Regions from separate parts of the Homo sapiens genome. Here region 2 is linked to region 1. A link is an interaction called in ENCODE POLR2A ChIA-PET data of the cell type or tissue named here. Cell type or tissue: B cell. All regions are shown on one strand. Links, peaks and the distances in the headings refer to the core of each region. The heading gives the core; the rest is flanking DNA.

Region 1 (2,908 bases), core at 111-2,610:
TTGGGAGGCTGAGGCAGGAGAATCACTTGAACCCGGGAGGCAGAGGTTGCAGTGAGCTGAGACCACACCATTGCACTCCAGCCTGGGCAAGAGTGAAACTCCATCTCAAAATAAATAAATAAATAAAAATAAAAATAAATAAATCGGCCGGAGGCAGTGGCTCACACCTATAATCTCAACACTTTGGGAGGCCGAGGCGGGTGGATCACTTGAGGTCAGAAGTTCGAGACTAGCCTGAGCGGGTGAAACCCCGTCTCTACTGAAAATACAAAAATTAGCCAGACATGGTGGCGGGCGCCTGTAATCCCAGCTACTTGGGAGGCTGAGGCAGGAGAATCACTTGAACCCAGTAGGCTGAGGTTGCAGTAAGCCGAGATCACACCACTGCACTCCAGCCTGGGCAACAGAGCAAGACTCTATCTCAAAATAAATACATAAATAAAATTAAAATATAAAAGTTCAGCAAAAAAGAAATTAAGGATTGACAACCTCAATGTTGACCAGGGTATAGGAGCATACTCATACACTTTTGCTGAAAATTGAGGCCGGGTCCAGTAGCTCATGCCTGTAATCTCAGCACTTTGAAGGGAGGCCAAGCCAGGCAGATCACTTGAGCCCCGAAGTTTGAGACCAGCCTGGGCAACATGGTGAAACCCTGTCTCTACAAAAAATAAAAAAATTAGCTGGGCATGAGGGTGCATGCCTGTAGGCCCAGCTACTTGAGAGGCTGAGGCAGGAGGGTTGTTTGAGCCCTGGAGGTGGAGGTTGCAGTGAGCTGAGATCACACCATTGCACTCCAGACTGGGCAACAAAATGAGAGTCTGTCTCAAATTAAAAAAAAAAAAAAAAAAAAAAAAAAAAAAAAAAAATTGAAATAGGCACACCTCTTTTGGAGGGGGTGAGGGGACAGAGTCTTACAGTGTCACCCAGGTCAAATGCAGTGGCACAATCTTGGCTCACTGCAATCTCTGTCTCCCAGATTCAAGCGATTCTTGTGCCTCAGCCTTCCGAGTAGTTGGGATTACAGGCGTGAACCACCATGCCTGGCTAATTTTTTTTTGTATTTTTAGTACAGACAGGGTTTCACCGTGTTGGCCAGCATGTTAGTGGGCATGGTAGTTCAAAAAAGAAAATTCCTGTGATAGGGAGCTCATGACCTCCTCCTCTCAGGCAGCATCCTGGAGAGAAAGAACAGAGAGCCAGGGCCAGGCGTGGTGGCTCACACCTGTAATCCCAGCACTTTGGGAGACCGAGGAGGGTGGATCAAGACATCAGGAGTTCAAGACCAGCCTGGCCAACATGGTGAAACCCAGTCTCTACTAAAAATACAAAAATTAGCCGGGCATGGTGGCAGGTGCCTGTAATCCCAGCTACTCAGGAGGCTGAGGCAGGAGAATCGCTTCAACCCAGAAGGCGGAGGTTGCAGTGAGCGGAGATAGTGCCACTGAACTCCAGCCTGGGTGACAGAGCAAGACTTTGTCTCAAAAAAAAAAAAAAAAAAAAAAAGGAACAGAGAGCCAGGAGCCCACAGACCCACTTCCCACAGGCTTTACTGTTGACTGACTGCTACTTTGGGCAAGCTGCTTAACCTAACAGAATTTTCTTCTCTGTGCAAAGTAATTTTAACTACTTCATATATTGTTGTATTAAGTAAGATATAATATGTCGTAATTTCAATACCTGGTATATAGTGGGTGCTCAGTAATATATTATCATCATTATTGTAACTTTCACTTATTAATCCTAGTTCTAGTTCTGTAACTACATAGAATCTATGTTAGTCTATCAGATATTTGCTACAATTCTTTCTTTCAACCAATATTGAGCCCTGTGTTCCAAGATTTTGCCCTTGTGCAACTTATAGTTTGGTGGGAGGGGCAGGTATAAAAAGATATGTAAAATTACACACGTAGTAAGTGCCACAAAGAAGAGATTCATGTCCTCTGAGATTATCAGTAGGGAATTTGACCTGGTTGGGGAAGTCAGGAAAGACTGCTGAAGGACAAGCAGGAGTTAATAAGGCACAGACTGCAGGGAACATTGTTCCAGGTGAGGGAACAGCATGCCACGAAGGCCACGTGGCAGGAAGTACTGTGGCCCATTGGGTGAATCTGAAAGAAGGCCAGTGGCCCACAGAGGAAAGCAAGCGGGTGGGGGAGGACGCTGGAGAGGTATGTGGGGGCCAACCTTGGCCAGAAGGATTTTGTTCTTCATTTTAAGATTAATGAAAAGTCACTGCTGGATTTGAAATGAAGGATTAGGGTCAGATTTGTGTGTTTTAAAGATAACTGTGGTTGCAGGGTGGAAAACAACCCAGAGAGGAGCAGAGGCAGATCTGGGTGACAGCTGGGAGACCACTGCAGGAGTCCAGGCAAGATGGAGGCAGCATGTGCCAGGAGGGCGATGGAGACAGAGATGACAAGTTCCAGGGAGATTTGGGAGGCAAAATCAACAGCGTTTTGTGCTGGACTGGACTTGAGAGGTGGAAGGTAAGGGAGAAGGAGCTCGGGGATGCCACCTTGTGCGGCTTGTGCAGCTAAGTGGATGATGCTGCCATTCACTGAGTCAGTAGACTGTGGAGGAGAAGCAGGTTTGGACAAGCAGGGCCTGACTTTTAAATTAACTGCAGGTGGGGCTGGGCACGGTGGCTCACGCCTGTAATCCCAGCACCTTGGGAGGCCAAGGTGGGCGGATCACGAGGTCAGGAGTTTGAGACCAGCCTGGCCAATATGGTGAGACCCCGTCTCTACTAAAAATACAAAAAAATTAGCTGGGCATGGTGGTGCACACCTGTAATCCCAGCTATGTGGGAGGCTGAGGCAGAAGAATCGCTTGAACCCAGGAGGCGGAGGTTGCAGTGAGCTGAGATTGCGCCACGGCACTCCAGCCTGGGTGACAGAGCGAGACC
Region 2 (2,908 bases), core at 110-2,609, 560 kb before region 1:
CTCTGGGGGCTGTTGATATTCCTGATCCACAGGCTTGGCACTGCTCTCCGTGCAGTATCTTCGTGGGGGACCCACTTGACAGCGAAGGAGGTGCAGTGTGGCCATGCTGTGGGACCCACTGGTCCTATCACCATCTGCACCAACCAAGGGCTGCTGGCCATAAAGAATGTTGAAAAGAGCTTCTATAGGCACAGCTCAACGCCAGCTTGCAGGAAGCACTCTGCGGGTGGGAGGGTGCCATCTTTCAGGACATGGTGCATTTTAAAAATCAAAGACATCTCTACAGTTCTGTAATCTCAGTAGGAAGAACACGTGGGTCCAGATACCAAGGGGTGGAAGTGGATGTGGCTCCATATCCCATTCCTTCAACTCACCTGTCGTGGGATTTTGCACTTCTCTCCCAAAACCACACTCTGCAGGGTAGAAGGTCCTGGATTCTAAAGGAGGGTACCCTTAAAAGGGGACAAATGAGTGCCCATTGAACTACACATTACAGCTGCCACAGGGGAATTGGACAGTATGTGTCCAGAGACCAGCGGGTGAGAAGAGGAGTCCCCTCCTCTCCAGGCACAGGTAATAGATCCTGATCCCCAGGAGGAGGCATGGCTGCTGTCACACAATGAGGGTAGGAGGAGTTCGTGTGGAACCCAGGGATCCCCTTGGGGGCCTCCTGGTTCCCCTTGTCCCATTGTAAGTGTGAGGAGAATCGTCCAGCCACCCAACCTGAGAGGGTTTGATTTCCAAGAGCCCAGACCCCTCAGGAAGGAAGATTTCAGTCGCATTTCCAGGTAATTTCCCAAGGCCTCGTTCCTGTGCTCTGACATCCTCAGCAGCATTGGTGCAGAGGCCCTACTTCTCTCAGGCTGTTCCCAGCGGGTGATGGGTCACACCAGGGACACCAAAGCAGGACCATTCCTGGGACACAGAGGACTCCTTTGATGGCCAATAGTGGCTGGAGGACTCTTCCACGGCCTTGATCAACTCTCCTTAGATTACCTGTGTTCTAGAATGCATCCAAAACACCTTCTCTCCTTCTGCCCATCACTTGGGGGCACACTTGCATCTCAGTCTATTGCCTTTTCCAGAGTTGTAATGTAAAAATGAGATCATTTCTGCCTTGATTGTAATTGTAATCTGTAATTAAATATATGTGCAGATTTACTCCTCCGGGCGGGCCCCTCGCTCCTTCCCGCAGAGGCTTTTTCCCTCCCGACCCCGCACTCACCTGCCCAGGTCTGGATCAGGGCCACGGCTCCCGAGAACAGCAGGAGGAGGGTTCGGGACTCCATGACCCGCAACCTTGGCGTCTGGGGAGAATCTGAGTCCCGGTGGGCCGGCGAGGACTTTAGAACCAGGAACCGCGGCGACACTGATTGGCTGATCTAGGAACCCAACACCCAATGGAAGTGAGAACTGAGGCCGCATCATGAGTATCCAGGTAAAAGGACCTGACACAGGTTGGGAAAGGTGGAAGAGAGAGAGCGGAGCTCGGGAAACCCCAAAGCTGAGCCGGCCCATCCCAGGCACCGCCCTCGGGGCCTGAAGCCCAGAGAGCCAAGCTCCGGGCCCTGGGACTTGGCTCTTACCCCCTTCTTTTATATCAAACGCTCTGTCTCAATGTCTCCCCGAATCTTGGCCCCGGAGCTGTCTGAGAAACCAGAGAAAAACCCTCAGCATGGGCTCAGTCCCTCTCCCTTCACTTTTCATCCCAGAATCCCCCTCCCTGAACTGGACTTCCTGCCTCCCATTCCTTGCCTGTCCCCCTGGACTCTTCTAGAAGAGAGCTCACCCAGGCAGCTTGATGCCACAGAGTGAGCTTCTCCTGGGAATGGAGGGAAAGACGGGGGTTGTTTTTTCTTTAAATCTGAAAAAGTTGTGCACCTGGGGATTTATGTGGTCTTTTGTCTTTGCAGGTATTTGTTTAGAAACAAAAGAAAGGCAGTTTTTCCATGACTCAGATTAATCTGGAGCAAATCCCTGGAACACTGATCAGCAGTCCCCTTTGACCCCTGCAGCAGTCTTGGGCACTGTGACTTTTTCTCTCAGGCCTTGTTCTCTGACTCATACTCAGTGTGTGTGGGGGTCTGATTCCAGCTCTTCTGAGTCCCTCGGTCTCCACTCAGGTCAGGACCAGAAGTCACTGTTCCTCCCTCAGATACTGGAACTTTCCAAGGAATAGGAGATTATCCCAGGTGCCTGTGTCCAGGCTGGTGTCTGGGTTCTGTGCTCCCTTCCCCACCTCAGGTGTCCTGTCCATTCTCAGGATGGTCACGTGAGTGCTGCTGGAGTGTCCCATGAGGAGTGCAAAGTGCCTGAATTTTCTGATTCTACATTTTTATTTGCCCCAGAGAAAGAATCCACAGTCCACCCTAGGTCCCTCCTAGAAACAAGGGTGTCTGCCTTACAGAAAGATATAAGCGCAGAAGCCTCTGTCTCTATGGAGATGAGGTGTGCCGTCCTCCCAGCACGTGGACATGCGGATGTGCTCACCAACTGGGAAGTTCTCCAAAACTCACTGTCTAGAGGTGTCTATGGAAGTTTCATTGTGTAGGCAAGATTGGTGAAATCATTGGCCATTGATGACTGAGCTCAACTTCCAGCCCCCTTTTCTTCCCCAGAGGATGGGGATGGCAGTGAAAGTTCCAATCCTCTAATCACAGCTGGTGTTTCTGGCAAGCAGCCTCCATCCTGAAACTATCTAGGAGCCCCTCACCCCATAGTCATCTCATTGCCATATTAAAATCATGCTTATCACTGAGGGACTGCAAGCGTTTTAGGACCTGCCTGTCAGGGACTAGGGGCAAAGACCAAATATATTTATTGGATCACAGATCACTTCCTGGTCTTTAACCACATTATTTCTTCTTATAATTTCTATTTATTTATTTATTATTTTATTTTAGAGACA

What was found. Peaks named below come from ENCODE experiments on the same cell type or tissue, not always from the same donor. Only the 100,000 strongest peaks of a DNase experiment are listed, where the experiment ranks them.
Region 2: POLR2A ChIA-PET joins it to region 1 with 12 read pairs; 2 of 35 experiments call an interaction of 5 or more read pairs at or near these places.

What each region holds. Positions count from the first base shown.
Region 1 is chr6:30,902,081-30,904,988 of GRCh38, reverse strand. No RefSeq gene overlaps it. Among named protein-coding and RNA genes, the nearest start is that of GTF2H4, 4.7 kb to the left of the region's middle. In B cell, for the core only: no CTCF peak of the experiment used is centred there; DNase peaks (open chromatin) are centred at 1,548 and 2,075; H3K4me3 peaks cover 324 bases; H3K27ac peaks cover 686 bases.
Region 2 is chr6:31,461,597-31,464,504 of GRCh38, reverse strand. It overlaps HCP5 (HLA complex P5), which reads right to left and starts at 1,325. Exons shown (of 2, transcript NR_040662.1): 1 at 1,226-1,325; 2 at 1-1,134. It also overlaps the pseudogene HLA-X. RefSeq lists enhancers at 1,259-1,553, 831-2,030. In B cell, for the core only: no CTCF peak of the experiment used is centred there; a DNase peak (open chromatin) is centred at 1,414; H3K4me3 peaks cover 2,226 bases; H3K27ac peaks cover 2,386 bases.